2 separate regions of the Homo sapiens genome follow, and region 2 is linked to region 1. The links are chromatin contacts, found by Hi-C or POLR2A ChIA-PET in ENCODE. All regions are on one chromosome and are shown on one strand. The core of a region is the stretch at or near the end of the contact, and the rest is flanking DNA. Distances in the headings are between cores, read along the strand shown. Region 1 overlaps LOC105373451 (a long non-coding RNA gene). Region 2 has its middle 210 kb from the start of RDH14.

Evidence for each region. A loop is a pair of places that touch in the nucleus more often than their neighbours do. ChIA-PET counts read pairs that join two places held with the same protein, here RNA polymerase II (POLR2A). Pooled maps may share reads with other maps.
Region 2: a map of PC-9 shows a loop between it and region 1 (2.1-fold over the local background). The contact joins two enhancer-like sites. A Hi-C loop is called at or near these places in 2 of 168 maps with a recorded cell type or tissue (PC-9 and endothelial cell of umbilical vein) and 1 of 50 pooled maps. POLR2A ChIA-PET finds 5 or more read pairs at or near these places in 2 of 52 experiments (AG04450 and activated CD4-positive, alpha-beta T cell).

Annotation. Positions count from the first base shown.
Region 1 is chr2:18,295,962-18,301,664 of GRCh38, forward strand. LOC105373451 (a long non-coding RNA gene) reads right to left here. Exons shown (of 4, transcript XR_001739301.2): 2 at 5,683-5,703. Among named protein-coding and RNA genes, the nearest start is that of RDH14, 260 kb to the right of the region's middle. Within about 2 kb of position 3,995, at least 4 of the 41 ENCODE cell types and tissues checked have a DNase peak (open chromatin) inside an H3K27ac peak, as active enhancers do.
Region 2 is chr2:18,343,037-18,349,021 of GRCh38, forward strand. No RefSeq gene overlaps it. Among named protein-coding and RNA genes, the nearest start is that of RDH14, 210 kb to the right of the region's middle. Within about 2 kb of position 3,540, at least 2 of the 41 ENCODE cell types and tissues checked have a DNase peak (open chromatin) inside an H3K27ac peak, as active enhancers do.

The DNA of each region.
Region 1 (5,703 bases), core at 2,745-5,244:
ATATATACTATATAGTATATATAGTATATTGTATATATAGTATATATACTATATAGTATATATAGTATATTGTATATATAGTATATTGTATATATAGTATACATAGTATGTATATATAGTATATATAGTATACATATATAGTATGTACACAGTATATATAGTCTATATGTATACTACATATAGTATACATGTATACTATACTACATATAGTATACATGTATACTATACTACATATAGTATACATGTATAGTATACTACATATACTATACATGTATAGAATACTACATATACTATACATGTATAGAATACTACATATACTATACATGTATAGAATACTACATGTACTATACATGTATAGAATACTACATGTACTATACATGTATAGAATACTACATGTACTATACATGTATAGAATACTACATATACTATATATAGTATATATAGTATACTATACATAATATACATATATAGTATATATGTATACATAGTATACATAGTATACATACATAGTATACATAGTATACATACATAGTATACATCGTATACATATATAGTATATATGTATACATCGTATACATATATAGTATATATGTATGCATCGTATACATATATAGTATATATGTATGCATCGTATACATATATAGTATATATGTATGCATCGTATACATATATAGTATATATGTATGCATCGTATACATATATAGTATATATATGTATGCATCGTATACATATATACAGTATATATAGTATGCATCGTATACATACAGTATACTATATATACAGTATATACAGTATACTATATATACAGTATATACAGTATACTATATATACAGTATATACAGTATACTGTATATACAGTATATACAGTATATATAGTATACTATATATACAGTATATATACTATGTATTCTATATATAGTATAGTGTACATAGTATACATATAGTATACACTATACTATATATAGTATACTATATATACTCTATATAGTATATATAGTATACTATATATAGTATATATGTATACTATATATAGTGTATATATATACTATATATAGTGTATATATATACTATATATAGTATATATATACACTATATATTGTATAGTATAGTGTATATATAGTATAGTATATGTATATATACACATGTATACATGTATATATGTATACTAATATATACTAATATATGTATAAATATATATGCATATATACACATAATATATTTGATATATAATGGATGTGTATTATATAATAACTGATATATTTGTGGGTTTATATGTACACACGTAATATATACACATACACACTTCAGTGTGTCAAAAGTAAAAAACTAAGCAGAGACTTCTTGCAAACACAGAGATTTTTAGACAAATATTCAAAGAGGAGAAAATATATATAACCAAGGTATCTGTTAACGAGAAATTATTTCAGTACTGATACTGTTAACCTAGAAAGAATAATAGAAAAACTGAAGAGTGTATTCTACTACCACAGAGAAATTATAGTGTTAAACAGGCAAATGTAGCTAAATCCAGAGAAGAGAAAAATGTATATTTCCTGGGTCCTGATCTTTCTGCAATACAATTTCTTGCTTAAATGTACATCCTTTCCATTTCATAAAATAAAATTGTCGTAGTATTTATTGAGGAATTCGAATAGAAACGCTTGGTGATTATAATAGTATCCTCTTCCTGAGCATATCAAAATCAAAAGGGCCAGAGAAGGCATGCATGCATTCTCCCTCTTTAGATGTAACCCCGCCCAACACATCCAGCATGTGGAATACATATGATTATGCAGAAGCACCTCCCTCCCTGTACTGATAGTTTCCTCCCTGGATGTCGAATTTACTCATTCAATCAAGAGTGAGTTCCTAAAAAGGGAAAAATAAGAACCTGTCTCTGTCCTGGAGCCTGGCACAGTCCAGTGAGATGAAAGAAATAGAAAACAGCTTATTAGTACACTAGGCAATAAGCCTATAGCAGGAAAAACTAGAAAATTCCAGATGAAATCAGAGGAGAGAGTGATGGACTCTGAAATATTGTGAGAAGATTGGACTAAAGAGTTGACATCTGAAATCGGTTTTGATACATTACAGGTATCTTATTAAATTCTCCTATTTTGCCTTCTCCATCTCTCACTCTCTTTTTCTTTTGCTCTGTAATACATGTGGTAAAATTATGTAGCCCTTTTAAAATGCTTCGTAGTCATAATGTTATTTTTAATCTTTCTGCATCTGCTTTGCTTATGTTCTTATGAATAATCTTATTAATACATTTTGCCAAAGCTATCATATCTAGATGAACCTGTGAAGCATGAATTGAGCTAATGTGCCCCCAGAAGGCATAGCACAGGTTTACAGTAATGTTATAGGACTCAGTGAACATAAATATTTTTGTAATAATAATAATAGATATTCAACAATGTAACAGGCTGCTGTGGAGAGTAGTAAGTTCTTTATCTTCATAACAATTTGAGTAATGCTATACTTCTATTAATGTGGGATCATGTTATATTGACTTTAGTTTAATATAGCTACAAAGTTGTTGGTTGGGTCTATGAGAAAATCTTTACATATATTTACTTAATCATCTTGACCTTTTTTATTCTCTCTTTGGACATAATTCTACAAGTCATGACTTTGATGATAATATTTCAGGACCAATGACAGTGATTTTCATCCATGGTAACATGGATGTTGATTTGGTACTAAATAGCAGCAACAACAAAAAGATTATCTGCAGAGATATTATATAATATGTCCAATTGATCAGTCTAAGTTTCAGAGTTGAGAAGGAGAAAGACTAACGTATATTAAGCAACCCACTGTACTATCTCATTCCATCCTCCCCCCAAAATGTGTGGTAAATATTTTGTTCATACATATATGATATATGTGTGTATATATATGTGTGTATATATACAAGTGAACACACACATAATACTTTTACAAGCTGTCGATTATATGTTTACGAGTGAGGAAGTGAAGGCTTAAAATAACTTTTTCATGGTCACATTATTAGTATTCAGTCCCACTTATGATTTCAAATCTCATTGCCTTTCTACTCATAGAAGATAAAATAAACAAAAAAAGAGGAAAGGTTGTATCTGCATAGGCAAAAATAAGCATGCAGTTTAACCAAATTGAAAAAGGAGAAATGTGCACTTTTATAGAGAATGGAGGAAAGACATTACTGAGAAAGTAACTTATTACCAGCTATATTTGGTTGTTTAAAAACACTTTGCCTTGTAATAAAAATTATATTTATACGTACATTGAATCTTTTTTTCTTTTTTTGAAGACAGGGTTTTACTCTGTCACCCAGGCTGGAGTGCAGTGGAATGATCATTGCCCACTGCAGTCTGAAACTCTGGGGCTAAAGTGGTCCTTCTGCCTCAGCTTCCCAAGTAGCCAGGAGTACAGGTGCACACCATCACATTCAGCTAATTTTTTCAAAATATTTTGGAAAGATAGGGTCTTTTTATGTTGCCCAGGCTGATCTCAAACTCCTGGCCTTAAGCCGTCTTCCCACATTGGCCTCCCAAAGTTCTGGGATTACAGGCTTGAGTCACCATGTCCAGCCTACACATTGAAACATTGAATCTTTATTTTCTCAAAATGAGCCTGACCCAGTTTAGGTTATCTCCTGAGGTCAAACAGTTATGAGCCAGGACAAGAGGAAGTCTGTCTGCTTCTGTCAATGTGTAATCAGCCTGCAGAAATTTCTGGAATGCTGGTGGCTGAGATGCCTTTGGTGTTACTCAAGGAGTGTCTTATCTGTAAGACTACTTTTCTAAAGGAAAGGGAAAATAATTCAACCTAAACTTTCTGAATTCACAAAGATTAAATGAGGACAGTGTTGTTGTGGGGTGAATGAAAAATGAGTACAATAGTAAAATAATATAAAGGGAACTAACTCTAGGGTAAGTCCATCAAAATAATTACGCATAAAAGCTCATGAAACAAATACAGGCTTTGTAGGAATAAACGCTGTTAGAACGCCTGAACAATACCTTTGAAATAGTTGCATAATCGTTGTAAGGAAATTAGGCGATGGCTTATGCATATTTCATGAAGCCTGTACGTCGCCCTGTCTAGGCTTGTGCACACACTTACGAATGAACAGCAGCCAAAGCACTCACTTTTGCATTTAATAGCAGTGTAAATCTGATCTGCAAATGTATCCCCACACTTTCTCAATATGCTTTTCCCTAATTTTTTTTTCCTGTAGAAAATTCTACTCATCCTTTAAAGCCTCAGACATAGCCTTGTTGGTAGCTGGTAATACATGGATTACTGATTTAAATAAAAACAGACTGAATTTTGCATGTTTCTAGTACTATTGATAAACACGTTTTGGATTATCCAATTTTATGAACTACAATAGGTCTTTTCTGTTGTAAAAGAAGATCTCTTCTGAATGTAGAAAAAAAAAAAGCTGCAGAGCCATCTGTTAAAGGTATACTGAACATGAACTCTGTGTGAAGTAGTGACAAGAACACTAGCCTGATGGTTAGGAGATATTGGTCCTTATCCTAACTCATCATCGATTCCGTGTGCAACTTTTAACAGACATCTTTCCTGTTGTTTCTGTTTGTACGACTTAGTCAGGAAAGATACCTTGTTAAACGTTGCACAGAGAGTGCAGCTTAACTTGCAGAGTAAGTTGCTTACTATACAGCACATTTAGCTTCTTGCCTTTTCAGATAGACTGTGGTCAACAGGCATTGTTGTGCATCTTTTATGTCCAATAACACTCAGCAGTGTGAGGTACCTAGAAGATACTAAGATATTTCGCTTTAATTGATTTAAATTAATTGGATTTTATTGTTCTCCTGTGTGGACTAGAAAAAACCATCCTTGCTCTGCATACTGCACACTTTGTTCTGTGGCAAATCATTGCATGTGAGGTTATGTTAGGGGAAACAACACATAAGGCATTATGTAAACAGACAGATCGGGGCCAGCATCTTCATCTCAAGAGAAGCAGATCTGACTTATATGGCCTAACCTGTGAATTCAGTAAAGGGAAATAAATCCTTTGTAGGTTGAATAACAGCAACCAAAATACCAGCTCTAGAATCTGCGTGTTGAAACCTCACAATGCTGCAGCATTTTTTTCTGCAGGAATATTGCATCTGAGCTTCTCATCTATTTTTCTGCCTTCATGTATGGGTGTCTCTGATTGATTCATAAATATGGAAAGTCGTTGTCCTTATTTAGAATCAGGACCATGTCATCTTTCCCTGTTATACAATGCTGTCTCACAGGGGCACAACACTTTCACCCACAGTGTTGCTGGAGCTTCACAAAAACAGTGATTCAAGTAAGGAGATTCTCCATATTTTTGGAAGACAAACTCAATAAAATGAATTGATTTGCCAATATCAAAAGGCTGCTTAGTATCAGAGCCAAGATAAAAATAAAGGATGCTTGATTCCCAGACCTCGTCATGGTTCTTTCCCACCATAGTACCTTGGACTTGAAAGGAAAAACTGGTTCATGTGACATAGATCCTTGAGATCAATTACAGCCCATCTCCGGTGTCCATGTTTGACTTCACATTAGTGACCTATAACTATTTAGTTACATTCTCAGTCTCCTGAGTTTCAGTTTGATGCCTTGGTTTACTTCCAGAAAAACCCACAAGGTAGATGATAAGCCATTAGGGAATTATGTTCTTACCACTCTAACAGCAGCTGTTCA
Region 2 (5,985 bases), core at 2,290-4,789, 47 kb after region 1:
CAACTCCATCTTAAACAGGAGCTGGGTAAAATGAGGCTCAGACCTGCTGGGCTTCATTCCCAGGCAGTGAAGGCATTCTAAGTCACAGGATGAGATAGGAGGTCAGCATGAAATACGGGTCCAAAGGCCTGGCTGATAAAACAGGTTGCAGTAAAGAAACTGGTTAAAACCCGCCAAAACCAAGATGGCGATGAGAGTGACCTCTGGTTGTCCTCACTGCTGTACTCCCATCAGCGCCATGACAGTTTACAAATGCCATGGCAATGTCAAGAACTTACCCTATATGGTCTAAAAAGGGGAGGCATGAATAATCCACCCCTTGTTTACCATGTCATCAAGAAATAACCATAAAAAAGGGCAACCAGCAGCCCTTGGGGCTGGTCTGTGGAGTAGCCATTCTCTTATTCCTTTACTTTCTTAATAAACTTGCTTTCACTTTACTCTATGGACTTGCCCTGAATTCTTTCTTACACAAGATCCAAGAATCCTCTCTTGGGGTCTGGATTGGACTCCTTACTTGTAACAAATGCAATCACATTAAATTTTAAATATTCAACCAACAATTATTAATATTAAAAATTACATACGTAAACATCAAAACAGGCTCTGAAATTATATGTAGGTCAAATAAGAAATCATAATGGCAATTAGAAAATGCTTAAGACAATGAAAATGAAAACACTAAATAGCTTGTAGGATACAACTAAAGCAGTATTTAGATGAAAATTTATAGTTATAAATGCTGATGTAAAAAAAGAATGGCTGAAAAGTAATAAATGTTCAATTTAAAATTTTGAATAATAAAAATAGAGAAAATATAAAAACAAAAGAACATAAAGGTACAAAAATTAATAGAAAACAAAAAATGATGGAACAAACAACAAAGACAAAAGATATGTTTTAAGAAGGCAAATAATAGGCAAAATGCTGGCAAGATTGGTTATGAAACAGAAAGCACAAATGAACAAAATTATATCTAAAAAGGAGAATATAACCTTGGATAGAACAAAGATTTACTTCTGAAAAATTAGAGATTATTATTAACAACGTAATGCCATTAAATTTCTTTTTTAATTTCCAACTTTTTTTTATTATTATTATACTTTAAGTTCTAGGGTACATGTGCACAACATGCAGGTTTGTTACATATGTATACACGCGCCATGTTGGTGTGCTGCACCCATTAACTCGTCATTTACATTACATATATCTCCTAATGCTGTCCCTTCCCGCTCCCCCCACCCCATGACAGACCCCGGTGTGCGATGTTCCCCTTCCCGTGTCCCGTGTTCTTATTGTTCAATTCCCACCTATGAGTGAGAACATACGGTGTTTGGTTTTTGTCCTTGCGATAGTTTGCTGAGAATGATGGTTTCCAGCTTCATCCATGTCCCTGCAAAGGACATGAACTCATCTTTTTTCATGACTGCATAGTATTCCATGGTGTATATGTGCCACATTTTCTTAATTTAATTCCCAACTTTTATTTTAAGTTTGGGGGCATATATGCAGGATGGGCAGTTTTGTTACATATGTAAACATGTAGTGCTATTAAAATTTCAAATCATAGGTGAAACAATATTTTCAGAAAACTGTAACTTTAAACAAATTCAAAGGAAAATTGAAAATATGAATAAGCCTGTGTATATTAAGGTAAATTGCACTCACTATTAAAAATACACAAACATTTCTATATCCAGATAAGAGAATTATATCAAACATTCGAGGAACAAAAAATACTTACCTTGCCTTGTACAGTTGTAGAAAATAGAGATAGATAAAATAGCTTCTATCTTATTTAAAATGATTGATATGATCTTGATTTTAAAACCAGAGAATGTACAAGGAAAGAAAATAATAGGCAGTGTTGCTTAAAGAGTAGCAACATAAAAATTTGAAAAAAAAATTAACCAACATTCAACAGCACATTGAAATATATCTTATGATTTATTCATATTTATCCTTTGAGTAAGAGAAAGGTTTATCATTAGACACACTATTAATGTAAATATAATTGACCAGTTTAATGAATTGAGAGATAAAACATAAATTATTTAAGAGATATAAAAGTCTATCACAATACAATATCAATAGTGCTTCTTAGGACTAAGTACAGGATGCTATGGAAGCACAGAGAGAACATGATATATCTAGTCTCCTAAGATTTAGAAAATATTTTCTAGAACAAGTAGTATTAATTCTGAGACTTAAAGGATTTTAATAAGATTTAGCTGGGCTTTAGGTTCTCAGGTTGCACTGGAGGCAAAAGGATGGCTTAAGGAATAGAGATGGAGGGAGATGTGGGAAGCAAAGGTCACCAAGTTTAAGGACAAAGTCTGAAAGGCAAAAGAAATTTTGATACATTAAACAAGTAGGTAAATACCAGAAATGGTTGAGCATGGTCAGAGATAGGAACAAAATGAAGTAAGTAATGAAAGATGAGGTTGGTAAACAGTAGAGACCAGAACAGAAGGGATCTTCCAAGCTATGTTAAGAAGTATAGATTTCACTCTTCCAGAAAAGAATTAAGGAATTAAGTAGTGTGTGTATGATCAAATCATTACTCTGACAGTGTAGACAGTGGATTACAAGCAGAGAAAATTACAGATGAGAAGATAAAGGCAGCAGCTATCATCCAGGTGAGGGATTAGGATGACATAAATATGGAAGTAATAGCAAGGATGGAGAGAATGAATATATCCCACTGACACTTGGAGGATGGTTGATGGCATAGACCATGAGTGTGCAGAATGTCATTTGAAAGTGCTCTTGGGATCAATGTCTGAGGGGAAAGAGAAGGAAGCAGAACTATGGAGAGGGAGAAATGGGGTTGTAATGAAGACATAAGGCATTCACTGGGAGCTCTGGAGCTAGGACGGTCCGGTAGAGTTGTCTAGAGTTGGGCCTTTAAATTCTCCAAGAACTAGTCACTGGGCATGCGCTGTACTCTTGGATGAGGTAGTGCTCTAGGGTTGGGGAAATCCCGGAGAGGGCAGATGGCTGCAAGCTCTCAGCTGGCAGCATTCTTACCACTTGGAGAAATATGCACTTAAGTCCTGAAGGGCAGTCTGGGCAGTACAGACAGCAGAGTGTTTGCTGTTATTCAATATTGACAGTAAGGGAGTGGGAGCGGTGAAATGTAGCTTTAAATTTCTGGCTGAGGCATTTGGTGGATATTAATTCTATCCAGAGAGATAGGGGACATGGATGAAACTGTAAAGTTGGGTGAAGAAGGAACTGGCTCAGTTTAGGTCATGTGGAGTTTGATTCATACAGATGGAGATTCACACTGGCAGTTAAATTTGTAAAGCTTGATATAAGTATAAAGATTTGCACTGTGCGTATGTGTATGTGTGTGTGTGCATGCATGAATTTGTAAGTGTCATTTAGAAAAGGGCAGTTGCTCACATATGGAATAATTTTGTATAAATTAGAAAAAGCCCTCCTCTAGGTAAATACTGGCCCTGGAGTACACATCCTGGCAAGCAGAACACAGACTGAATCTCTGCCAGCACTCTCTCTCTCTTGGCCTAGCACTTTCGGGCAGTGTACAGACTGCACAGCCTTACTCAGCGGCCATGACTTAAATGACAAGTGAAGTCATAGGAATGAAATACATTGTCTAAAAAGATTAGTGAGGTGAGAAGGGATGTCTTCTGAAAGATGCCTAAGGAAAACCAATATTTAAGAAGTAAAAAAAAAAGGTGTTGCCCACAAAAATATTTGGAAAGACCAGTTAGGGAGGTTGGGGAAAATGTGTTATTCATACTAAAATTTTAAAACCCTAATATTCAAGAAAGAGTTTGAACAGTGTCAAAAGCTGCAGAGAAGGCCAGTAAAATAAGACTGTGAGATATTCCCATTGAATTTATCAATGTGATGCTAATAAAAACTGATTAAATACATTAGCGCTAAAACCCTTTTCATCACCATTTATTATTTGTGGATTAAGAATCCCTTAGGGACTTAACAGGCTAGCCTCAGAGTCATCAATATGAATATCACTTGTCAGGCACTGGCCATGTTGAAATGCACAGTCAAATAAAGATATATTAACATAGACTATGCAATTATCGGATGACTGAGTCTGAATAGTAGCTATCATTTATCTGGCTTTCTTTGTATGTTAGACACTCTACATAGCACCTTAATTAAACCTCGAAACCACCCTATGAGGTAGATATCATTATACTGATTTTACAGATGAGAAATATGAGATTTCAGAGTTGTGAGTTACTTGTCAAAGATGCATAGTGATAAGTCGATGAATTAAGATTCTGCTCCACATCTGAATATTCCATGGCCCGTGTCTCTTCCTCTGTCATTGTGCCTGCAGAATCCTAAGATTGTGTTTAAAGCACACCTTACCCTATAATATTCAATTCCTGAATTCCTGAGTATCAAGCAGTACTAGCAAATATCTGCAGGGGCTTTTTAATTTAATTTAATTTTTTAATTTTTTAAATTATATGGCCTCCTGCCATGGAAGCCTGAAGTGACCCCTGGCAGATGAATGCCACATTCCCCATCAATCCAAATGCAATATAAACACAACTCAGGCTTGTTTTACAATGCAGACCCTGCCAGGCAGTATAAGTAGTGGTGTTTATTTTCACAACTGCAGTGATTATTGTCCTTAAATCAAGAATGTGTTATTGGTCTATATATCAAAGGTTGAATTTTAAATTACTGATCTACCAAGTTAGAAATCAAGAAGAACAAACAGCACCTTAAAATGCTGTAAATTTTTCACTACAACCAAATTCTTCATGAACACTCGACCTTAACTTTTCTCTCCAACCTATTATCTGTACTAGGGACAGGTCCTAAATTTATTAATATGATGTATGGGGAGACTATTTAAGTCTCCAGCTCCTGTTATCCTGGAGAAAGATTCTAGCATTGACCTATCAGACAATTACATGAGTAGATAAATGCCCTTTTATTCCTTAAACTAGTTCAAAACAGATAATTACTTTTTTCATTTTAAATGTGCATTCTTTTAAAAAGTCAGTTATTCTTATGTCACTGACTATTGTATATTTCAATAGTATTTCATAGTTTAGAATTATGCTTCTATATGCAATTATTTGTTTTAATATTTACCATAACCTTAACTATGTACTTTTCTTATATTTAAATTAAACATGGTTAGTCCCAAAAAACACAGAGAGTTCAATGAAGTAATATACCACAGTCACAGATTTCTTAAAGTTATTTAAATAAATCTTTTCCTAGGAAGACTGAATATTAAAAACTATCTTCTTGTATAGAAAAGGGTATACAAGATGCTACATTTTATATAAGAAACGATAAAATGTAAGTATAGTTACATGTATTTGATTATTTTGCAAAAGAAACACTGGAAAAAATAAGCCAGAAACCAATAAAAACCATTACTTTTATGAGCAAAGTGGTGATGGTAGTGGTGGTATGGGAAAAAAAAATGGATGGAGAGGTTAGGTTTGAAAAAAGGACATCTCAATGCATGCACCTTTTTGTATAATTTTTAGTTTTGAGTCACGTAAATGTTTTAAAATAAACATTTAGTGATATAAATATCCCTCTAAGAACTGCTTTAGCTGCATGCCACAAATTTTGATATGTTTTTAAATTTCATTTATAATATTTAAAAATTTCCCTGTTAACTTCTTTTTGAACCTATGAATTATTTAGAATTGTCTTATTTAATTTCTAAATATTTTGGAATTTCCCAGCTATGTTTCTGTTTTTATTTCCAGTTTAATTTCATTGTGACTCAAGAAAATATATAGTCTCTATTCTTTTACACTTGTTGAATTGTTTTATGATTCAGATTAAGTCTTTCTTGGAGAAGATTCCATGCACGCTTGAGAAGAATGTATATTCTACTATTGTTGGATTGGAGTGTTCTATAAATATCAGTTAGGTCAAACTGATTGATAGTTTGTCTATAACCTTACTTTATTTCTACTTGTTCTATAAATTATTGAGAGAGCAAGTTTG